Regions from separate parts of the Mus musculus genome. Here region 2 is linked to region 1. A link is a loop called in an ENCODE intact Hi-C map of the cell type or tissue named here. Cell type or tissue: gastrocnemius. All regions are shown on one strand. Links, peaks and the distances in the headings refer to the core of each region. The heading gives the core; the rest is flanking DNA.

What was found. Hi-C counts contacts between places; a loop is a spot of excess contacts. Peaks named below come from ENCODE experiments on the same cell type or tissue, not always from the same donor. Only the 100,000 strongest peaks of a DNase experiment are listed, where the experiment ranks them.
Region 2: it touches region 1 in a loop (4-fold over the local background); 10 of 42 quality-filtered maps call a loop at or near these places.

Annotation. Positions count from the first base shown.
Region 1 is chr15:27,817,621-27,830,059 of GRCm38, reverse strand. It overlaps Trio (triple functional domain (PTPRF interacting)), which reads left to right. Exons shown (of 57, transcript NM_001081302.1): 28 at 1,702-1,794; 29 at 4,286-4,397; 30 at 5,889-6,079; 31 at 8,619-8,720; 32 at 11,018-11,160; 33 at 11,897-11,996. Among named protein-coding and RNA genes, the nearest start is that of Otulinl, 140 kb to the right of the region's middle. In gastrocnemius, for the core only: a CTCF peak has its summit at 6,242 (motif pointing right); a DNase peak (open chromatin) is centred at 6,265; H3K27ac peaks cover 1,478 bases.
Region 2 is chr15:27,650,352-27,662,790 of GRCm38, reverse strand. It overlaps Otulinl (OTU deubiquitinase with linear linkage specificity like), which reads left to right. Exons shown (of 8, transcript NM_001242423.1): 5 at 303-452; 6 at 2,773-2,901; 7 at 4,477-4,746; 8 at 5,720-7,720. The coding sequence ends at 5,893. Among named protein-coding and RNA genes, the nearest start is that of Otulinl, 25 kb to the left of the region's middle. In gastrocnemius, for the core only: a CTCF peak has its summit at 3,037 (motif pointing left); a DNase peak (open chromatin) is centred at 3,035; H3K4me3 peaks cover 283 bases.

The sequences.
Region 1 (12,439 bases), core at 2,286-10,285:
TTACCACGCTGCTAGCTTAGTAGTTTTTTGTCATTTCTCAAGTTTATAATGGGATATTCATTTATGTTTTTGTTACATTGTATTTAGTGTGTGTACGTACATGTATGTTGTACATGTGTTCACGGGCTCACATGTATGTAGATGAGAGGACAACATGTAGGACTTGGGTCTCTTCTTCCACTGTGTGAGGCCTGGAGATGAAACTTGGGTCATAAGGCCTTAGAGCAGGTGCCTTGACCCGCTGAGCCACCCCACCAACCCCTATTTTGGGATTTCTTATATGTTTTATTTAACTATTAGAAGTCACATATCTATAAGACCCTTAGATCTTTAACATCGACATATTTGTCATTCTTTATGTCTAGTCATTAATTTTATATACAAGTTCATGTATAAAAGAAATACACTTATTAATCTTGTGAATTTCCCAAAGAGATCTATCAGTAAAGCCCTGCCAATTTGCCTGCCCAATCAAGAAGATGTTCAATTATATGCTTGAGTAGACTTAGTATGGGCTATCTCTTTTTCCAAAGATATGTTGCTTGTATAGTGGGGGGTGGGGAAAGATGCACAATATTACTAAATGTATCCTTGGTTTCAGAACTAGTCTAATAGGTGGCAGATTGTGGCTGGAGAAAGGTACTGTGTACCCTTGGTGCACAAGGCCATAGAAATATTGGACTTAACTTTCTGCCTTTATAGTTGTACACGTTCAATTGAGATAATCTCTCCTGGGAAAGTCTGGAAGCTGGAGTAAACTTTACACTTTCTGCTTTGGGTGGGGACCTGCCTGTGGAAGGCCTCTCTCCAGCTGTGGATAGCCCCGCTCCAGCTGTGTTCTCAGGGGGCACTCAGTCTGTAGCGATCCCTTGCCTGATGCTGTCTTTTCCTTCTAATATTTCACATGCCCTACAGCACCGTAGCCACATGCAGGCTATAGAATAGAAAGCCTACGCAGCAAGAATGTCTGTGTAGCCAAAACTTGGTTTTAAAAACCTTGTTAAGCTAACAAGATGGCTCACGATTAAAGGAGAACACCAACCCCACAAGTTGTTCTCTGGCCTTCACACAGGTGCTTAGTCATGTGTTTGGCCCCCAAATAAATAAATAGAGTCTAACTTTCAAAAGCCCTGTGTGTTTAAAGAACTTTAAGGAATAAAGGAAGCATACCTGGCAAGTTTCATAGTCACTCGCCTTGGGTGTGCATTGTAAGGTTACTTTGATTTTTAAGGGGGTTTTTGATTATACTGTCCTCCATCCTTTGGGCATCTTGTGCCCACCCTTCAGTTATATCTTTCCATGGTAACAGGCATTACAGAACACCCTTCACGTGCTCTGCTATTCACTGATGAGCAGTATGCAGCGCTGAACTGCGTGGCTGGGCTCCTTGCCTTCCTATGAAGACGCTAAGCGCAGCCTAGGCTTGTAAGCAGTGTTATTGCAGGAGAGGGGCACACACCAGACATACTGTGGATCTGTATCCCCTCTTCTGTTGGTGTTCTGCTAAGTCCCCTGCAAAGTAAACCTGTAGACTTGGAGAAGTTTGTGCTGATATTTTCACATGCTTTAAGAAGAGAGGGCTTATTATTTCATCAGAAACAAACACTTGTCATTAATGTGGTACTGTGCCCATGTTTAACAGTAATGACCCTATGATAAAGCTTCCCTTTTTTTTTTTTTTTTTGTTTTATTTAAATATAGGAGATCCAGCAGCGGCATGGCTTAGCCAATTCCATCTCTTCCTACCTGATCAAACCAGTTCAGCGGATAACAAAGTATCAGCTCCTTTTAAAGGTGTGTATGAAACATTGTCCATCTGCAACATCACACCCTGTGTTGATATGTATCCCCTGGGCACATGTGTCTGTGGTTTCCATCTACCATCGGCAACATCACATCCTGTGCTGATATGTATCCCCTGTGCACATGTGTCTGTGGTTTCCATCTACCATCGGCAACATCACATCCTGTGTTGATATGTATCCCCTGGGCACATGTGTCTGTGGTTTCCATCTACCATCGGCAACATCACATCCTGTGTTGATATGTATCCCCTGTGCACATGTGTCTGTGGCTTCCTTCACTGACATTTCTTGGCCTGTCCAGCTTCTTATTGAAGCAGATACCTAAGATCATATCCCCTAGTTGTACCCTGAAGGAACTGGCTGGCCCTTGTCTGCAATGTAGAATGGTATTTGACTGAGAAATAAGTTCCTGGCTCTTGGACCTTTAGCATCCTCAGACTCTGGTGCTGAGACCCCGACACAGCACCTGTACATGTTTAACCCGCAGCAGCGCTGATTGGAAAGTCTGGAGACTATCTGCCCTGCGTCACAAAAATGCTCAGAATCATTGCTGATATGTGCCAGCATTGAACCCATACCTGGCTGATGCGCAGGTTTTCCATGGACTCCGGAACACTCTGCCCTCATGCCGCTCCCTATGGCTGCTAGCCATTTTATAGACCATGTCCCTACTGATCCCAAGGGCTTCTGCTTTTTGTTGCAATTAAGTAGATCTAAAATTGCCCTTGCAAAAATTTAAGTCTGATTATTTTCAACAGTAGAAAGGGGAACAAACTTACCACAGATGCGTTATGTCGTTAATGCATGTTTGCTTGCTGCATTAAGAGTCATTTACAACTTTTGTCTGGCAAAGGTACTATATTTCCTCTGCCGGTGAAGGACGCGCTGAAACATTAGCGTGTAGACTGTCCACTAATCCCAGCTCTGTCAGCTGCTGCCCTGGGCGTGCAGTAGGACACTGAAGCTTAAGGGTGTCTAAAGCTCTCTCAGTAAGAGAGACCTAGCAACTGTAAAACATGGCTGTGTTCTTTTATACAGATGTGTACTATCAAGAGACCTTTCTATCTCGAAAACCCTACTACCACAACCCCCACCTCCTTTACACACAGTGCAGTGCCAGGGATCAAACCAGGGCCTCACACAAGTTGGGTGAGCACTCTACCACCAAGCCACACCGCACCTCCTCTCCTGTACTTCTGTATGACAGTCTTACTCAGTGACTAGATAGCCATCACTACACAAATCTGCTGCTGCTGTCTGTGAGCATGGCGTAAGCTGGGAGGCTGGGTTTTGCTGGTTTGCATTCAGGTCTTGTCCCCTTTGCTTCCTAAGTCTGCACAAGTGCCTTGTCTCACCGTTGTCCCTTGTTGCCCTCAGAACTCAAGGCTTTGTTCTCAGCTTCTGTGTCCACTAAGATTACACTTCTACTTGTAAATCTTTCTCATTTTCCCCAGAAACTCTGCTGGGAACAGTAGTAAACTCCATCAGACCTCCCCAGTGGGAAGGCAGTCTGCACGGAGGGAGTTGAGGCACATTGTACTTGTAAGGCAGTTTCTGCCCAGCTCCTCAGAAGCATACACATCTGATCAAACATGAAGGTGCCCATCAGATGACTGAGTTCTCTAGACCAGGGGTTCTCAACTTTCCTAATGCCTGTGACCCTTTAATACAGTTTGTCATGTTTCAGTGACCCCCCCCCCCCCGCAACCAGAAAATTTGCATTGCTACTTCAAAACTGTAATTTTGCTACTGTTATGAATCATAATGTAAATATTTTTGGAGATAGGGGTTTGCTGAAGGGATGCTATCTACAGGTTGAGAACCACTGCTCTAGTTCCCCCTCCCCCAAGCTGATGACCACACTGCTCTGAACCCCTTGGGAATCATATACACAAGATTGTTGTCACTGTGACCAAGAACGGTCTGGCACCCATGAAGGAATACCTGAGAGAGACCCATCAGGATGTAAGCTTGTGTTTCCTGCTGTCCTACTCACGGGGGAGCTGAGGAGCTTCCAGGAAGTCAGGAAGTAGCATGACACACATAGATACCCTGGAGATGTGTGGTAGCTTGTAGCTAGTACCTCCCTAAGGAGCCTGCACAGAGGAGTGGTCTGTGTTGTGTTGCTATTCTGATTCAGGGTCCAGCCAGCCCCCGACATTGTGGGATTAGCAGGGCAGGTAGACTGTGGATGGCTGTCACTTGTCACAATTCCATATTCCTTACAAACCAGTAACATTTATTTTCTCATTTTGGAGATGTGGTTGGCAAGGCATAACAACTTCTTTCAGAACGGCGACGGGATCTGACTTCCTCCAGGTCCTCATTCAAGTAGATCAGACACTGTTGCCTATGTGAACCTGAGTGATTCCCTTTTTGTTTGTTTCCTGAGCACCGTGAGCTCTCATGGATTCTGCTGAGGTGTGGCTGGCAGAGCGTTTTGCAGTCCTTTGCGAGTTCACGGTGTTGATCTTCTCCAGGAGCTGCTCACATGCTGTGAGGAAGGAAAGGGGGAGATCAAAGATGGCCTGGAGGTGATGCTCAGCGTGCCCAAGCGAGCCAATGATGCCATGCACCTCAGCATGCTGGAAGGTAACCGGACACACCGCGCCCGAGGCGTCCCCCTCCCCCCTCTGTGCACAGCACTGTCGCTGATGCTGTGTGAGTCAACTATCACACCGCCATCACTGATGCTGTGTGTGAGTCAACTATCACAGCACCATCACTGACGCTGTGTGAATCGACTATCACAGCACCATCACTGATGCTGTGTGAATCGACTATCACTTTCTGGACTTGGTAACAGCAGTGCCATTGTACACTCCAGGAGCACTTAAGTCTTGTTTAATGCTGCCTGGGTTTCCTGCTAACAGAGGTGTAAATGATGAATGAACGCACTGGTTATAGACCCGAGGATATAGAAGATCTTGTTACTTCCCCATTTCCATAGCCATTGCTAGATGTTTGCACAACTCAGTTGTCTGCTGAAGCAGTTGAATGTAGTGTGTAACATGGTGAACAGAAATGAGACAAATGTATCCAACAGGGATTGTAGTAATTCCAGTTTGCACGAATGTTTCTATTTAGTAAAGCTGCCTCTGCACTGCCGAGGTTAGCAATGCAAAGGGCCCATCCCAAATGCTTTTGCTAGTTTATGCCAGGTCATTGGTACCATCAAGAAATTTATTAGTCAGGACTCAATGCCACTCTGTAATAGAGACTCAGAGATCCAGCAATCCTCGTTGTTCTTCCTCTGTTCTTCATGATGTCATCAGAGGGAAGGGCTATGTTCTGGCTCATTTCTGTCCTATGTATTTTCCTACTTGAATAGGTCCTGCAGGACCACATTCATATTCCACCTCACAGCAAGTACAAGAGCCTGTGGGTAGGGAACCCTACTAGCTGTATACATTCATTTTCTCATTTGCCCAGGGTTAGGATGCCTAGCTCTTCCTCACTGTGAAGGGACAGGCGAGTGATGAACTTACATAAGATGGCTCAGTGGAAGTTTATAGTAAAGAGACAGAAAAGAAGGGAGAGAGCAGCTTCCACCCAGGAGCCACTTTGCTAAGTCCTGGTGGCCACATTGTAAGGAAAGAATAGTCAGGGAGGCCACCATGTGCCCGGTCTAGGCAGATCCACGTGCAGAGGATTCCAGACTCCCAGAAAATGGGTTAGTAAAGTTGGCTCCACCAGGCTGGGGCCTGAACAGAGTCTGAGAGGGGCATTTCAGCAACAGAGGAAAAGAATCAGAGGCTGGGGTGCGCAGTACACTGGAGGCACTCTGGTCAGGGGGAGTGATCGCCTGAGCAAAGGCCGTGCGTGATTCAGTGACAAGCAGATGGGACTTAAACCAGATCTCATGTTGGGAGCCAACAGATAGGAGTGGAAAGTAGAGAAGGAAGTTATGAGGAACCCCTGAAAATGTTTGAACTTGGGGAAATACATGCAAAGTAGTATTTTAGGAAGAGCTCTCCCTTGTTAGGAGGGCGGGTGGTGAGCGTGGAGCCACGTTGAAAGCATTTGCAGGCGAGCCGGCAGTGCTGCCTTCTGAGTCGGGTCTGCTTTTGCTTCATGTTGCAGGGTTTGACGAAAACATTGAGTCTCAGGGAGAGCTCATCCTGCAGGAGTCCTTCCAAGTGTGGGACCCGAAAACCTTAATTCGGAAGGGTCGAGAACGGCATCTCTTCCTTTTTGAAATGTCCTTGGTGTTTAGTAAAGAAGTGAAAGACTCCAGCGGGAGAAGCAAGTACCTGTACAAAAGCAAGCTGTTTGTAAGTATGGCGTCCAGAGCTCGAGTCCACAGACCGCAGCTGCAGCCTTCCTGTAGGACAGAAACCTCCTGCCTGCTGCCTATAGCTTCCTCCTAAAATGCTCAGAAATGTGAATCTGAATTGTGATTTCCTCTTCATCAGCTAATTTCTCTGCAAGCCAAGTCCACTAGAGGGCACACTGATACTCTTGGGGCTTGGGGATTCTGTTCTTAGAGCCCATAGCTGCTCACTGCAGGATGGAGAAACACTGTAGGGCAGTGGCTCTCTACCTTCCTGATGCTGGGACCCTCCAATACAGTTCCTGCGGTGATCCCCAAACATAGAACCATTGTTGTTGCTACTTCATAACTAATTTTGCTACTATTATGAATCATAATGTAAATATAGATACAGGATATCTAATACGTGACCCCAGTGGGAGGAGCAACCCTCACACAGGTTGAAAACTGCTGCTGTGTAAATAGATGATGTCCTACCCTAAGCAAGGATTCATATCAATTTAATTTTTTTAATTCATAACATTGTCTTAGTCAGGGTTTCTATTCCTGTACAAACATCATGACCAAGAAGCAAATTGAGGAGGAAAGAGTTTATTCAGCTTATACTTCCAGATTGCTGTTCATCACCAAAGGAAGTCAGGACAGGAACTCACACAGGGCAGGAACTTGGAGACAGGAGCTGATGCAGAGGCCATGGAGGGATGCTGCTTACTGGCTTGCTTCCCCTGGCTTGCTCAGTTTTTTTTCTTATAGAACCCAGAACTCCCAGCCCAAGGATGGTACCACCCACAATGGGCTGGGCCCTTCCCCCTTGATCACTAAGTGAGAAAATGCCTTACAGTTGGAGCTCATGGAGGCATTTCCTCAACTGAAGCTCCTTTCTCTGTGATAACTAACTCCAGCCTGTGTCAAGCTGACACAAAACCAGCCAGTACAGACATCAAAACGTATGTAAGCTCCCTTACTTGCTGCGCTCACTACAGATCCATAATAACGAAGATTTAATTATTCTCCATTAGAAATTAATTTATGCAAAGTAAATGTAAGAACAAATTTTTGAAAATTTGATAATAGCAAAATGGCATTATCACAGAAAAATATGTAATCAAAAATAGCATTTGAAAGACTCCCCAGCCCTGCCCATGCAGAGGCCTTTGGAGTGTTCTAGCGATATATTTTGGCTCGTCATTGTGTTTCTGGGGAGAGGCGCACACCCAGAACTATTGTGCTACCATTCCTCATTAGCCAGCCCTGGCTGGGTCCAGCCCATGCCTGCTTTCTGGAAGCCAAGCCAGGACAAACTCTTATCCCCTGCACTTTGACCTTTCTCAAGGCTATTGCTCAGAGGGCTGCCAGCACTGGGTTGCTGGGCAGAGTTGGGCAGAGAGAACCAGTGAACATAAAGGCAAGCTTACCATCATAAAGGAACCAGAGTGCCACACAGATCTCTCTCTGTCAGCTCTCTTTAAAATATTATTCGGTATCTAATAGTCAGGTGACTTAATGTTACAAATTTTGGGGATTTTTGTGTGTCAATCAAACTCTCCAAAGAATAGAGACTCCCAAGCGTAGAAACTTTTTAAATAATAATCTGGAATCTGAAAATTCCTGGTAACGGTTTTCAGTCCACCATCTTTGGCCGGTCCCCTGGTTGTGATTATCATTTGGATCACTGTGGCCTTACGTCAGATAGGTCACTGTCCAGCTGGAAATTAATAAGTGCATCCTGGCCAGCAGCCACTTTACTGCTGGCTTTAATCTGACCTTGGAGGCAAGCTTGTGTGTTTTAAAAACTGATACATCTTAGTTTAATTTATATTTTAAAAAAAATAAGATTCCTACCAAGGCTGCCTCTGCAGTTCCAACCTGTGAGTCACTTCCGTTGCTGGAGGGAGAGGCATGGGGCGGATTCCATCATGGGGGGAGGATGCCCTGTTGTGGATATGTCCACAGGCAGGGTTTTCATGATGAAATACTAAAAGTTAAGGATGTAGATGAAGTCAGAGTTTAGCCCTTTTGCCCTCTGTCAAGGTATGCTCAGAGTCTGTTGTGGGAGCCTCTCTGGACTAGGAAAAGCCCGTGCTTGTGTCTAAGGTTGGGCTGTTTCCTCAGCACATCCTGCTGATGAAGCTGCATTGCAATCTCCAGAAGTACTCAGGGTGGGAACAGTGTGTCCCGCGCGTGTCCACCCCGGCTTTCCTCCTACCTCCTAAGGCTCTCAACCTTCTACTGACCCGACCCTTTCGTGCAGCTCCTCACACTGTGGTGACCCCAACCACAAAAGTATTCATGGTGCTACCTCATAGCTGTATTTTTGCTACTATTATGAATTTTAATGTAAATATCTGTTTTCCAGTGTTCTTAGGCGACCCCTATGAAGGAGTTATCTGACCTCCAAGGGGGTGGTTGTAATCCATAGATTAAGAAGCACTGGACTAAGTGTTTCACATGGCCACCAACCACCAGAGGCTGTCCTCTTTCCATGTCTACTCCTACCAAAATCGTACCGTTGTCTAATTATCTAATTGTGTTTTATGCAGACCTCAGAGTTGGGTGTCACAGAACACGTTGAAGGAGATCCTTGCAAATTTGCACTGTGGGTGGGGAGGACGCCAACTTCAGATAATAAAATTGTCCTTAAGGTACGTCAATTTACAGCTTATTGGCTTACAGTGTGAACGTTTATTGTGGTGATGTAAGCTGCTTTTCTTGCTGATTGCAGGTCATTTTATTTGACTTTTTTGTTCTCTGATGGAATTGGTGAAGCCAAAAATCAATCTCTCTCTCTCTCTCTCTCTCTCTCTCATTCACTTTTAATTTAAACTGTTTTTAGTATACTGACTCTTCCTAGGAACTGCAAAGAACTCTAAAGGTGTCTCATGCGATAACCTCATCGATATTTTAGAAAACTCAGATGCTGTCTTCTTGGTCTGTCTGGAAATACCAGAGATGGTTTAGGGATGCTCATGATCTGCAAGCTGTTGAAAGGAGCCCGAGTGTGGTGAGATGCTGGTGGATGACTGGACTTACTGCATCTCCTTTGCGAGTCTTCTAGTCTTGCTTTAGTATTTCCAGAAACTGAGTTGCTCATCTGAGCAGCACTCTTTCACAGCCAAGGGACCACATGGAAGCCACGATGTTTCTAAGATCTTTGCTCCTGTGGTCACAATGGATTGTTTCCAGTGAATGCATACGGCCCAACTGGGGACCCTTGTTAGTTAGGACTGACATAAAAACCACATAAAATATTAAGTGTACCAACAAGTACATTTTAGATCATTTAAATTTTTCTATAGTTTAAGGTTGTTAAAATATATTCAAAACTAAAACATTTCAATATAATTAGAGGCGTTTGGATAATACCTTTCACCTTACAAGGAGGGTCAAATGGCAGTGGCCTGTACTTTGATCTTGATGGCTTTGAGGTGGTGGTATTGCATGGGGATGAAGAGGGAGGTGGTGGTGTAGATTTTGTTGCTGATGTTGTGGTTAGTAGAAATGGTGGTGTAGATGGTTGCGTTGTAAGGGTGTGATGACGCTGACGCTGGTGACAGTAAAGGTGGAGACAGTGGTGTCCATCGCAGTGAGGGTCTTTATGGTGGTACAATTGCTGAGGATATAGACACAAGTCCTCAAGGTCCTCAATGGTGACGGTGACAGAAGGGACGGCCACTGTGGTGGTGGCCTCGTGGTTCCAGCACACAATGACTGTCTTTGTTTGCTAAGGCAGGAGGGAAAACTGTCTCTGAGTCCTTTCACAGTTTGACGTTCCCTGAGTATACTAGTTACCCCGTTTACTGAATGGACCCATTTGTTTGACACTGTCTCTATAAAGTGTGTGCTTTTGAGTTACTCGCCATCGATGGAATAGTCATTTTGCAGGGCAGTTTTCTTTATTTCTGCAGCATGGCCACGGTTTTCCTTGATGATCTCCAGGCTGCACTGAGTGTCCTTTTCAGATCCTTCATTGTTTTATCTCCACCCTTGTGTCCGGCCTGTACATTCTGATAGACGTGAGATTTTCAAAGTTCCCCCTTTACTCTAAGTAACTGAAGAACATTCAACACGGCTTATGTAGAAAGAGCATCTGGCTCAGACTCTTCCCAGAGTGGACCATGGCTTGGCATTTCCAGAAACAAGATTCTGGTGGGGGGATGGGGGGGAAGCGCAGCATTGCCATCCCTCGTGGTGATTTCCTCCGTGCCCCGTGGACAACCTCATGACCGTGATGTCCATGTCAGAGGAGGTCAATGGTTTTCAGCTGGAAATTAGAAAATGGTATTAGCACCACCAGAGGGCTTCTCCATCTACCCATGACATTTCAAGGGAATATGTTCCTAAAATTGCTATGCGGCTGAGGTGGGCCCACAAATGACTGCCCATGTGTGCCTTTGTGGCCTTGGGCATATGTCCAGTGTTACCCACCCCTACAGGCCTCCTTTGTGGAGTTCCTGTGGGCTGAGTAGGCTATGCCATGTGAGGTGCCTCAGCTGGCAGTGGAGGAGGCCAGCAGTGGTCACCCTAGCAGTCCAGGGACAAGCAGCGGGCAAGGGCTCGTCCACATCCCTGCTGAGGGTTTCCTTGACACTGACCAAAACACAGCTTATACTTCAGCGACCTCACTGAGGTTTCAGACTGCTAGTGGACCTGTTTTTATAACCCCGCTCCCAGGGTCACTTAACAGCTCTTGGTACTGAAGAATGACGATCGATTACCAGAGTATCAAGAGATCTGTAATCACGTTTTTTTTTTTTTTTATGGTTTTAATGAAAAAAATGTAAAATTAGAGTCATTTGCTTGATAGTAAATTAAGTGAGGTGCGGTTGCTTTTCTGGGAGTTCTTTGGGAGGTGGGGAAGCCGGGGAGCAGGAGAAGCCAGTCTGCGCTGGGCATAGGCTGTGGGAAGGACACTGTCCTGATGGCTCTCCTCCCTGCACAGGCATCCAGTATCGAGAACAAGCAGGACTGGATCAAGCACATCCGTGAGGTGATCCAGGAGAGGACGGTGCACCTGAGAGGAGCCCTGAAGGAGCCCATTCACATCCCCAAAACAGCTCCGGCAGCAAGGCAGAAGGGGAGGAGGTGAGTGTGGTGGGCTCCCAAGAGTGCTTACCTGTAAGGGAGGGGACACACGACATTACACTGTTTTCCTCAAATACCTGGAGCCTGTGTGGCTTAGATGCACTGCTTTAGGGAGACAAGAAGCTCCCCTGGCTAAAAGCAAACAAAGACCTCTTCTTTCTCTCTTCTTTCCCCCATGCAACCCAAAACATCGAAGCATTCGTTTTTGTTTTGTTTTTCATTTTGTTTTGGTTTTGTTTTGTTTTTCATTTCTCAAGTGGAAATGAACCCGGGTTGGGGGAGTTTACTATGTTGAGAATTCAGTGGGAAAAATATGTTGGGCACTTACCAGATTGCCAAGCCAAAAACTGCACTCAGCACAGAATGGCACGAGGCTGCAGAGGTGGCTCAGTGGTTAAGAGCACTTGTTCCTCTTGCAGAAGGCATGGGTGCTGTCCCCAGCACCCATATGGTGGCTCACAGCCATCTTTAACTTTTCAGTTCCTGGGGATATGATAACTTCTGATGTCTGTGTGCGGCAGGCTTGTAGATGGTGCTCACTCAGTCGTCCAAGAGAAAGAGTCATCCACACAATAAAATAAACAGCTCTGAAAAAAAGCCACCAGAGTGGCTTGGTCGCATGTGTAGGAGCTGGTTGTAGGAGCAGCTGTAGCCAGCATGGGTCTCATTCAGCCAGGAAATGGTGGCCTCTACCAGCTTGCAGTGCTGGGAACTGAGTGTTTCTGTGTTCCACTAGGGATGGAGAAGACCTGGACAGCCAAGGGGATGGCAGCAGCCAGCCCGACACCATTTCCATCGCCTCCAGGACATCTCAGAACACACTGGACAGTGATAAGGTAAGCTGCGAACGGCACTGCCCCTTCCAGTCAATGTATATTCAATCAATGTCCTTAGCATCTAAAGACAAGTATCAGGTTCTAGGAGTGGTGTCAGGTTTCATGGCAGGGCAGAGACTTAGAGGTTAGAGCAAGACTATTGCTGAGAGCCCAGAAGAAATGTGTCCACTCTTCCTGCCCACTGTCTCTGTCAGTCACATGGTTTCCAAGTCATAGGCTTGGAAGACAGTATATACTTTATTTAAAATGTACCTGTAAGCCAAAGAATCTATTATTTAACATAACTTTTCCCCAGAACCCCACCTATAAATGCGGAGCTTGTCTGAGGTAGGTGTCTAACATTCTCCAATGTGGGCCCCAAAATTTCCCCTTAGAATTCGAGGTACACAGAGCACAGAAAGTTATAGATCACTGGGCTTGGCTTTGGCTTTGACAGCGATGAC
Region 2 (12,439 bases), core at 1-8,000, 160 kb after region 1:
GGTACTTACATGCATGTAAAAACCTTCCTCCTATACACACACATACACACACACACACACACACACACACACACAATTTAAAAATAAATCTTGAAAAAAAGTTAAAACAAAAGGCTTTCTTAAAAAATAAAACCACATACAGTAATTACAGTGCTCCACTTACTCGGGTGTCTTGGGATCCACAGTGCACTGGAGATACATTTTTTTCCAGTGTGAACACTGAAACCCAGAGCTCCCCGAGCTCGCTGTCCCTAGCATGGCACACAGTAGGCGTTCATGCAAAGCATCCTTCTTGCTGACAGGCCTATGAGGAATTGTTCTGGAGGCACCATATTAAATGTGTTCGAGCAGTCAAGAGAGATAACTACGATGCTCTCAGATCTGTGTTGTTCCAGATCTTCAGCCAAGGCCTCTCCTTCCCATCATGGATGAAGGAAAAAGACATCGTTAAGGTACAACTCCCCACTGGGAACATGGTCATAGCGGGGTCGTCCTGTCTGGCTAGCTCTGTGCTCAGAGGGGTCCCATGGTGAGGAGCTCTGGTCATTTAACTGGTTCCCTCTCCCAGGTCACTGCAGGTCTCAGCATGCTGGCATTCCCAATTCTGTCCATTTTCAATGTTCTCAGATTTCCTGAGAAGTGTCAGTCCTTCACAAGGAAGGACTTTTTACTTATAGAAACATTTTACTCTAACATAAATGTTTACTAACAAATGCAAAGAGCGTACAATTGCCACACCAAAGGTTTTCTCATGTACCTCTGCGGTCAGTCCCCCCAAGACCTCCCAAGTCCTCTGGTCCCACAATCCCTGATTCAGTTTCTGTGCCCACAGGTTTGCTGCCTCCATGGCCAGATGAGTGGGCTCCTCTAACACAGCCTGTTGAATATGGTTTCCTTCCCAGAGCAGGGCGCATGCGTACTTCCCCGTGCTGCTGGCAGAGTTCTGAAGTCATCTCTCTGCTCTGAGATGATAGTCCTTTATATGAGCAGAACACAGCTTACTCTCAGTCCAAGGGCATCTGGATTGTTTCCTGTGCTTGGCAACAATGTATCGGGCTGTTAAGGATAGTCTAGCACAGGATTTTATAGGTACATTGTCTGTTTCTTCTAGGCAAATGCCCAGGAGCTAGCTTCCTGGTTATGTGGGAGGTATGTGCTTAACTTTAGAGAAACTGCCACATTGATCTCTAAACCTGCTTGGCCTTTTTTTTTTTTTTTTTTTTTTTTTTTTTTTTTTTGCCATTCCGCCAGTATAGTGTAAGGGTTATAGTCGCCCCACCTGGTCACCAGCAGTTAGAATTGTTGGATTTATTTGTTTGTGGCCATTCTAATAGGTATATTTTGTTTGTGTGGGTGGGGGAGGGGCACATGCCTTAGTGCATGTGGAAGACAGAGGACAGCTCCACGAACCTGGTTCTTTCCTTCCACCTCTGCATGGGTTCCCAGGATTGAACTTGGGTCATCAAGTTTGCACAGCAAGCCCCATTGTTCACTGAGCCATCTCGCAGGCCCTCACTTGGCTTTTAATGAACAGATGTTGAGTATCTCTTGTGTACCTATTTGCCATCCATATCATCGTCTTGGAAAATTACCCATTTGAGACCTTTGTCTGTCTCTGTTGGATCATTTTCCAATTGCTGTTTTGGAAATTCTGTATATGTCTTGAATATGAGTGCTTCATTGGATATGTGATTTGCAGATGTCTTCTCTTGGTCTCAGGTCTTTTATCATTTTTCTTAATCAGTTATGGCAGTGTGTTCTCTCTTTTATTTATCTTATTATATGGCTGTTTTGCTTGCATGGATGTACATGCACTATGTGACAAGAAAAGAGCAATGGGTCCCCCTGGAACTGGAGTTACAGACAGTTGTGAGCCACTGTGTGGGTGCAGGGAACTGAGCCTGGTCCTCTGGAACCCTACCTAATGACTGAGACAGCTGTCCAGCCCCAGTCACATTGTCTTGATTAGCAACTTGAATTATGTTTTGATTGCAGCATGCCCAATTTAAGATGGCAGAGCAACAAAGAGGTAGCACTCATGTATATGGCCTCACGGTCTGTCTCCTTGGTGTCTTCTGTTTAAAATTGTTCTCTGTCATTCTATTTGATAGCAGATACTTGTGGAATATATGTAGTATGCTAGCCCTACCTCTAGTTAACTCAAATAAAGAGTGTTACAGAAAACCCAGGTTTCCGCTGCTGAAGCTGTGCAGTAAGGCACCAGCTGTGCAGAGTGGACTTGGTTCTTACAGACACCGAAGTCTAATCTTTGCACCTTCCAGAATTTGACCTGGAACTCTGTGAAATGAATGGTATAGTTGCTCGTTTCTAGTGGAAATGAGGCTAAAGGGTAAAGGAATAGGAAATGCTGGCTAAGTCCTTTCTCGGCCTTTGAGGGACAACCGGGTCTGGAAGGCAACAGCGTCTCTGCTAAGACAGCAGCTGCTTGGTATGCCCTGCTTTCTTAACACCATTTAGTTACATAGTTTCTAAAGCAATATGCCAAGGGCATGCAGCATTTTATACAAAAGGATTGCTCCTTTGGGCAAAATCCTAGGTTTCCATCTTTTCTAGAATATAATCTAAAAAAAAAAAAAAATCACTTAATCCACAAATCTAAAGCAAAGATGGCCTCGTGCTTTTTACTTAACTGACATTGTTGTCTCTCCGAGGGTTGCTCCACGAGATAAGACCATGTGCCGTGGCATTCCAAATCGTGCGTGCTAAGTGCTGAGACACTAATCATTTGTCGGCATCTACTTCTTTTTCAAGCTTCCTGAAAAACTACTCTTTTCTCAAGGCTGTAACTGGATCCAGCAGTACAGTTTCGGGCCTGAGAAGTACACAGGTTCCAATGTGTTTGGAAAGTTACGGAAATGTGTGGAGTTACTGAAACTGCAGGTGAGCGTTTAGGGAAACACAAAACAAGAAAAACCCCACCTACTGGAATAGAAGCATCCATGTCTCAACTGCAGCGGGTTCCCTGTAACTTGGGGCGTATCCGGTGCGTTAGGGAAATGAAACAATGCAGAGCGCCCCCTGCTGGTGGAAGCTTGCTTTCTCCTCCAAGTAGCAAGGCGGAGCCAGTGTCCTTGCTCTGTGATGGATTTGCCAGTTGTGGGGTAGAAGCTTCCATAGCTTTGCTGGAAACCTGACCCGTGAGGGAATTTGGTTTCCAATATGGTACAATGTCCAAACCTCAGAAATGCCCTCCTGCAAGCAATGCCCCCTGCGCATGCGGGGTTGGTGCGGGTATAATAAGTAGACTAACAGCTCTGCCTGACTTTTAGTAATAATCAGGCTCCAAGTGATGGAAAGTATGGTTTGCTTACCTCTCTCTGTCTGGCTTATCTGGGGGGAAATGCCTTTCTGAGCCATGGCTCTCTTCTTGCTGAAGAACTGAGTAGTCTATACCCTGGATGATTATCACGAGGGTGTGAGTTAACCCACATAGGTGCTCTGCAGAGAGCCAGCCAGCCACACCCTCTCTTGCATGGTTCTACACTGGCATAGTCCTTGGACGACCCGATGGCCCCAAGCAGTTTTAGAGAACCGACATGTTTGATAGTTTACACAGTAATGGTGTGTCTTGGGGAAACTGACTTTATTTTATTTTTTATATAGATAATTATATGCATTTGTGCATTAGGCTAGTAACTCGTGCTTCTCTTATGAGATGCTGTAGACTGGATGACTTAAACAAGCAATGATTATTTCTTGCAATTGTAAAGGTTGGATGTCTGAGACCAGGAGTCCAACAGGCAGTGACATTCGGTGATGGCCCTCTTTCTAGTTTATAGACAGGTGGACAGCGTTTTGGTTTTGTTTGTTTTGTCATCACATAACAGGAGGAGAACCAGCAATCACTGGGCTTCCTCTTAGAAAGCCACCAGTCCCACTTGTGAGGACTCTACCCACAGAAGCCAATACCTCCTCCAATACAGGCCTCACCTCCTAATGCTGTCTCCCTGGACTAAGATGTTTGACCTATAAGTTTGAGGAGGCAGGTGAACATTCAGCCCACTGTGGTGTACTCATGATTAAAAAGAATGCAATAGTCCCAAAATGCAGGCATGAAAATGTAACTGTATAAAATCCTGCCCTCCTGTTTGGCTTATTTGATTAGTGGTTCATATGTTGCTGTGTGATCTTCTCAATTCACACTTCCCAGTTCACACGCCCCAGTTCACACTTACCAATTCACACTTCCCAATTCACACATCCCAGTTTACACTCCCCAGTTCACATGTCCCAGTTCACACTTCCCAGTTTACATGTCCCGGTTCATACTTACCAGTTCACACTTACCAGTTCACACGTCCCAGTTCACACTTACCAGTTTACACTTACCAATTCACACTTCCCAGTTTACACTTCCCAGTTTACACTTACCAATTCACACTTCCCAGTTTACACGTCCCAGTTCACACATCCCAGTTCACACGTCTCAGTTCACACTTCTTCCTGTGTTTGTAGTGGACTGAGTTTAGTGGGATGAGAGATCACCACAAGAGAGGGAGCATGTGTAACAGCCTCTTCTCCGACGCCATCCTGGAGTGTAAACTGTACGAAGCTTTGAAGTTCCTCATGCTCTACCAGGTCACGGAAGCGTATGAGCAAATGAAGACCAACAAGGTTATCCCCAGCCTTTTCAGACTCCTGTTTTCCCGGGAGTCATCGCCGGATCCTTTGAGCTTCATGATGAATCACCTGAATTCCATAGGCGACACTTGTGGTTTGGATCAGGTGAGTAGGACTCATGGTGTGTGATCCAAGGGTGACTCGGAAGTACTTGAACCCATGGCCTTTAGGGTATATGCTTAGCATTGATGAAAACACCTGCACAGAGGTGGCTAGCTAAAATTGCTGGCCCTCCATGTGTGAAAGAAAAATAACAAGGCTCCTTTCTGGGTGCCATGCCCTTGTGAGTCCAAGCATCCTTGCACCAGAGAACGCTGCTTCATAGATCCTTGTGACCACAGTGGCCACTCAGAAAGCCAGATCGTTGCTGGAAGGCATGTACTTACCGGTCACAGAGAAAAGCAACAGCTTTAAGATCAGAGAATGACACAAGTCTTCTGTTTACGCCTGTTTTCTGTACAAAAGAAGTGGTGAATTGGATGACATATTTACCAAGAGATAAATTGGTTGGAAAGAAATGCAGTTCTTAATAGTGAACACTCTCTCCTCCCTCCTAGTCTCCTCCCCTCTTCTCCTCCCCCATCTCTTCCCTTCCCCTCCCCTCTCCTTTCTTCCCCTCCTCTCATCTTTTTCTTTTCCTTTCCTTTCTCCTCTTTTTCTGTCTTCACTTCCCTTCTCCCTTTTCCTTCCCCCTCCCCTTCCCCTTCCCCCTCTTTTCCCCCCTCCTTTCCTTTTCTTTTCCCCTCTGAGATAAAGTCTCACTTTATAGCCCAAGGTTGATCTGTAACTCACTCTGTAGCCCAGGCTGGCCTCCTCTTGCTTTAGCTTAGATTACAGCTGTGAGCCACTGCCCCTGGCTTGAGTGTTCCTTTCTGTTTCTGCACAGTTTTCTCCTGACTTCTTGCTAGTCATGGTCCTGCCCTGCTTCCACACCGTGGGTACTTGTCCCTAAGTCGTGCTCACTTGCTGTCCAGGTGAGCCTGACACAGAGTGGGTCATCTTATAAAGTGCGGCTAGCGCCATCACTGTGGGAACGGATAAATACCTGTCTGTGACGTTGCCTTCGTCTCTCCCCCAGATTGACATGTTTATACTCGGGTATTCTCTTCAAGTAAAGATAAAAGTGTTTCGACTGTTCAAGTTTAACTCCAGAGACTTTGCAGTCTGCTACCCCGAGGAGCCTCTCAGGGAGTGGCCAGAGATCTCCCTACTGACTGAGAATGGCCACCACTACCACATTCCCGTCTTTTAAGTCTGCCGTGGACTGGACATCAGTTCTTCTCAGAGACAGTGGGCACACGTGCAGAAAAGCACTTCTAAAAGACCCACAGTGGTGCTTCAGCCAAGGAGGGCATCGAGATGGGTGGAGAGAGACGGGTGGTTCGCCTTCTGTTTGAGTGAGGTTCTCCAATGCAGCACACATCTGTGCACTGACTTTGCCATTGAGGGATCCTCTGGGTTGGGTCTTTAAGACGAAGGGAAACTTAATATGGACAAAAATTGGAAGGGACACAACCTGAGCAGTGGGGATTGTTTTATCTCGGATCTTCATGTTCTTCAGTAAGAATCTCTCTGTGGATTTGGAACAATCGTAAATAAACAGGGCCAAGTTTTACAAGCATTACCCTCCTGGGGGGAGGGGGTCTTTGTTGTTTACTAATTATCCAGAACAGCCTGATTAATGTTAAAATACTGTGTGTGTTTATGTACATTTGTGTGTATTATAGACACACAAATGTATGTATTTGTATATGCGCATACACCGCAAACAACCTCTGGTTTGTAATATTGTACAGTTTCTTTATATGTCTACAGCTTTTGGTATTCTTGTATCTGTCCAGCTTAAATCAATTTATTTAAATAAAAGAAGATAAATTGTATGGATTTGGGCAACTGTATAATTTTTGAGCTGCCATAAAAATATTAAGCTATGCTTTAATTTAATCTATATTTACAAATCCATTTAATGAATAGAATCTTGTGATTAGCTTAGTAAAATTCCAGATACAGATGTGTTTGCGTCATTGCCCCAGAATCCCAGAAGACATTGATTAAAGAGAATTTGTGTCACCTCCTCGACCCCTAAACAAAACATGACAAGTACAGGCTTAAATTCAAACCCGTATTCCTAGAGCTGTGGTTCTCAACCTGTGGGTCTGGACCCCCTTAGGGGTTCCCTTATCAGATATCCTACATATCAGATGTTTATTACAATTCCTAAGATTAGCGATATTAGAGTTATGAAGTAGCAAGGGAATAACTTTATGGTTGGGGGTCCCCACAACAGGAGTCCATGCACTTGGTCTACAGGTGGCCCTGGTGTGATGAAAGCCTGTAAAGATGGAAGAGAAACCAAACCTCAGAAGATAAAGGACTGCATGCGCAGCTGGCAATCCTGTTCATGTCCTTTATAAACTGGTCCATTCTGTGTGTGATCTGAAGCATGCTCAAGAATCTCATCTGGCTATAAAGGGTTTCCGTTGAATTAATCGTGAGCCTTGAGTACAGGATACTTGCCTGGATTTCTACTCTCACAGAACATTTCCAGAAGGAAATAAGTTTTCCATTGACTTGTTCAAGAATTCAGCAATGAAAACACTTCGCCGATGATAAGTGATGACGTTATTCCGTAAGTTGTCATACTTTATCATGTGTATGCAATCACTCAAAAAGTTTTGGATGAGAAAATGATCCCAATTAGAGGAAACAAGATGGTTGTTTAAGTGGAAACCTGGCATATAGTTGTTAAATCCATGAATGAGCTAGTATAGCAGATATTGTGTTTCCTAGGAAGGTGCTCAAAAAATGTACATAGTAAGTCAGCCAGGGCTTCCATGTCATGTGGAAATTCTAAGAAGAACAAAACTATAATAAAATCATCATTTTTGGAAAACTTCAACAGGTTTCAGTTAGCCAGTCACATGCCTGTTCCGAGAGGATGGCTGTGGCCCGGGACCTGTCCGTGGTGCTGAAAAGGCGATGCCACAGATGTTCAAGGATGCCCTGAAACTGTGAACCAGGTTTTCTTCCAGGTTTCTGTTTCCAATGGCAGCGCTAGTAATAAAAATTATTATTTTATAGATATTGCTTCTTCTTTCTTAAGAATTGGGATTTAAGAATGGCTTGCTTTAGTGGTAGCTTGCATTTTTGTGAAATGTATAATTCAGTAGTCTTTAGTGAACTCATAAAGCTTTTGACTGATTTCTATCAATTTTAGGTCATATTTTACAAAACCAAAAATAATTATTCGTATACATGTGTATATATATATATCCCTTATCCTCTGGCAAGCATAGAACTACCTATGCAGATTTGTCTATTTGGGATATTTTATGTAGGGAGAATCATTCAGTGTGGCTTTTCATGACTGGTTTCACAAATCATATTTCAAGGATTGTATTTGCACAGATATGAACCAGGCCCTCACCACTGACAGCTCTGTTGTGTTAACATAGCGCATGTTGCTCCTCTACTCAGCAGCCGGTGGGCAGTTGGGCTGTTTCTGCTGTTCGGTTGTTATTTTAAGTGCTTCCATGAGCATCCATGTGTAATTTCTCGTGTACATTATTTTCAACATTCCAAAGTCTGTGCGCAGAAGTAGAACTGTCAGGTTATATGATGCTTTTATCACTCAGAGGAACTTTCAAAGACTTTCCCAAAATACTGTTCCTATACATCCTTCTGGTTTTCCATCAGAGAGGATGAGGGCTTCCATTTGTTCGCATCCCCACTCCGCTGGTTACTTTCAACTCTCAGCGTGGCACAATCGATAACCCCAGTTGTATGCGGAAAGGGACAGTTGGTGAATCACCCAGAAGAGTTGGCCTGTAGGCGCGTCTATGGGGAATTGTGTCGACGGAAGTTAGTGTCTGAAGCCCCAGTCCAGGGTAGGCTACACTTTTCCTTGGTCAGGCCCTGAAATACATGTGCAAACGAGAACAAAGCCATGGAGCAGATAGAGCCGGTGGCAGGTGCGTTTGTTCCTTTCCACTCTTGACTGTGGATGTGATGTGACATAGCTCTCTTAAGCTCCCACCTCCGGACTTCCCTGAAGTGATACGCTGTCACCTGGAATTATTACCCAGATGAACCCTGTCCTCCCCTGTGCTGCTTTTGATGTAGGTGTGTTTTTCATTTGTTTTGTTTTGTTTTGTTTTGTTTTGTCTTTTAACCACAGCAACAGAAAGGAATCTAGAACAGACACCAGTATTTGTGACTGTCTTCCTAAATTTAAACGACCTAATATTGTGTGTAGACTTTTAATATTAGAGAAAAGGGCAGTTTTTAAACAGAGGGGAGTATAAGGTAGAAACTTCTGGTGACTTAGCTAGGTTATAATGATGTTTTGCTGAAGCAGACACAGGTGAAGGGATGTGTTACTATAGCAACCATGTGAAAGGATGCGTGATGTTTATAAGGAAGAGAAATATGACCTCCCAGACTGTGGAGCTCAAGCATTAGTTCTCATTGCTCCACCTTGCCAGTCTTTGCTGATGACCCGCATGTGTGGGTTCACCTTACATTGCATTTCTGAGCTCTGTCTGTGGTGACTTCATAGAGCGAAACTCGCCAGGGACCTTCTCGTGAGGTTCCTGCAGCTTCTTGCGGCTTCCATGGACTCAGGCTGATGGGAGAGTTTCGTGGTTTCTTTTGGATTGAACTGCCATTGCTGGTTTGTGTGTGGCGTTTGCTGGTGGACTAGACTGAAAACAATGAAGATTGGCATGGCTCCAAAGAACTATTTCTAAACCTGTCTACTTTCCTTGTATCTTAATAACGTTTCTATTACTTCTGGTGGGTGATAGGCTAAAGTAGATTGTGAAAATCTATGCCTATGACCTAACAAGTGTAAACGTACATCATCTTGATTTTAATTTAGTTTCATTTCTCTAATTTCTCTAATGACTATGGTTTTGAGCACCTATTCTTGTATTTATTGGCCATTTCTTATTTTTGTGGTGAGATGTCCATTCAACCCCTTTATTCACTTTAAAATACTTGTTTTTTTCATTGTTAAGTTGAAAAGGTTATTAACATAGGCTGGATACACCTTCCTTACCGGACAGAGACTTTTTTCCTACCATTTGATGGGTTGTCTTTCTAGTTTTTCATGGTGTGAAAGATCATCTTTAGCATCCTTGAATTTTTCCAAATGTCTACTCCGTCAGTTACTGTTAAAGAGTTCATTAACAGGCTGTAGGAATAGATTCAGGGCTCATGAAGTGGTGCCATCAGTACAGTGCTTGCTCTGAAGACCTGAGGACTTGAACTCAATCCTTAGCACCTACATTAAAAAAGAGCCCTGTGTGACTGTGCACACATGTAATCTTAGCTCTGGGAGCAGAGGAAGGGAAATCCCTGAGACTTGTTGAGCATCCAGGTTAGCTGAATCAGTGTGTTCCAGGTTAAACTTGAGATTCTTTCTAGAGAGACAAGAGGAAGGACTCTTCAGAAAGATTCCTGACATAGACCTCTGGGCTCCAATTGCACACACACACACACACACACACACACACACACACACACACAAAATGTACAAACACACACATAAACATGTATGCACATAATACTGCCATTGCCATTGCTTTGAATGGTTTGTGACAAAGCAGTGACAGTATTTCATAACATAATTTGTGAATACCAAATGAAAGAAAATTCTTAGTAGACTGATGGTAAAATACGTGTATTTGAGGCTAAGATGATCTGTACCCCACAAAAGAGACATGCCTCTGTGCTTTGCCTTTTGACTATACTGAGCCTGCTTGCCTCTCTCTCTACACACACACACACACACACACACACACACACACAATTTCTTATTTAAAAGTGAAAGTGAAGAACAAAACAAAACAGGAGCTTGAGGCTGCTTTATGTTCCAGAATTTAAGTTTGTATTTTCACAATCTATTCTTTGTCAAGAAAATGTATTGATTTTACATACACCCACCTTTTACTTCATTTATTTATTTAATTTTTTTCTTATTCACTTTTCGTGTTGCTCTCTGCCCCACTCCTGGTCATCCTCTCCCACAATCCTTCCTCCCATCTCCCTCCCCTTATCCTCTGAGCAAGTGGGGGTCCCCATGAGTATCCCCTCACCCTGGCACATCAAGTCTCTGTGGGACTAGGTGTATCCTCTCCCACTGAGGCCAGACAAGGCAGCCCAGTCAGAAGAACATATTCCACAGACAGGCAACAGCTTTTGGGACAGCCCCTGCTCCAGTTGTTTAAGGCCTACCTAAAGAGCAAGCTACATATACACATACACCTTTTTAACGAGGAAGATATTCTGTAAGGGTTGTCCTGATATAACTGGATGGCTGCATGTAAAAGAATGCAAATAGATCCATATTTATCCCCCATGCACACAGTTCATGTCCAACGGGGTTAAAGACCTCAACATAAGACTAAAATATGCTGAACCTGATAGTGATAGTAGAGAAAGGAGGGAATAGCCTTGAACGAATTGGTGTAGGTGACAATTTCCTGATTAGAGCATCATTAGCACAGGCACTAAGATAAATAAATAGGGCCACATGAAACTGAAAGCCTTCTGTAAGGCAAAAGGACAAAATGGCAGCCTATAGAATGGGAATAGATTCTCACCTACCCCACATCTGACAGAGCACTGATGTCTGAAATATATAAAGAACTCAAGAAACTAGATCTCAAAACAAACAAACAAAAAACCCAAATAATCTAATTTTAAAATGGGTGACAGATCTAAACAGAGAATTCTCAACTGAGGAACCCCAAATGTCTGACAAACACTAAAAGGAATGTTCAACATCCTTAGCCAGCAGGGAACTGCAAATCAAAGCTACTTTGAGATTCCATCTTACACCTGTCAGAATGGCTAAGATCAAAACCATAAGTGACAGCCATGCTGGCAAAGATGCGGAACAAGGGAACCCTCCTCCATTGCTCCTGGGGGTGAAAAGGGCTACAGGCACTATGGAAATCAATATGGCAGTTCCTCAGAAAATTGGCAATCAATTCTCCTGAGGACCCAGCTATACCACTCTTAGGAATATACCCAAAGGATCCTCTATCCTACCACAAAGGCAATTGCTAACTCTGATCATAGCAGCTTTATTTGAGATAGCCTGAAACTGGAAACAACATGGATGTCTCTCAACTGAAGAATGGATAAGAAAAATGTGGTTCATCTACACAATGGAATATTACTTAGCAGTTAAAAAAAGAGAGAGCATCATGAAATTTGCAGGCAAATGGATAGAACTAGAAACTATCATTCTAAGTGAGGCAACCCAGATCCAGAAAGGCAAACATAATGTGTGCTCACTTATAAGTAAATATTAGCTCTTATGTAAAGGATGATCATGCAATAATCCACTGACCCAAAGAGGCTAAGTAACAAGGAAAGCTCAAGGGGAGACGCATGAGTCTCCCATGGACGGGGAGATAGAATAAATCCTGCAGGTGGACAGAGGGCAGGTGGGGATGGGAATGGGAGGGATTGGGTGAGGGACGATGGGGGGGGAGAGTACAGGGAGAGGCGACTGGAATTGGAGGACATTTGGGGGGCCACATAGAAGCCTAGTGCAATGGAAACTCCCAGGAATCTATGGGAGTGACCATAGAGAGGACTCCTAGTAACGGATGATATGGAGCCTCAACCAGCCATCTTCTGTAATCAGGCAAGGCTTCCAGTGGGGGAAGTGGGACACCAATCCTGCCATAAAACCCTTCAATCTACAGTCCGTCCTGCCTGCAAGATGTTCTGGGACAATGGGGGTGCAGAACTAATAGGAGTGGCCAACCAACTACTGGTCTAA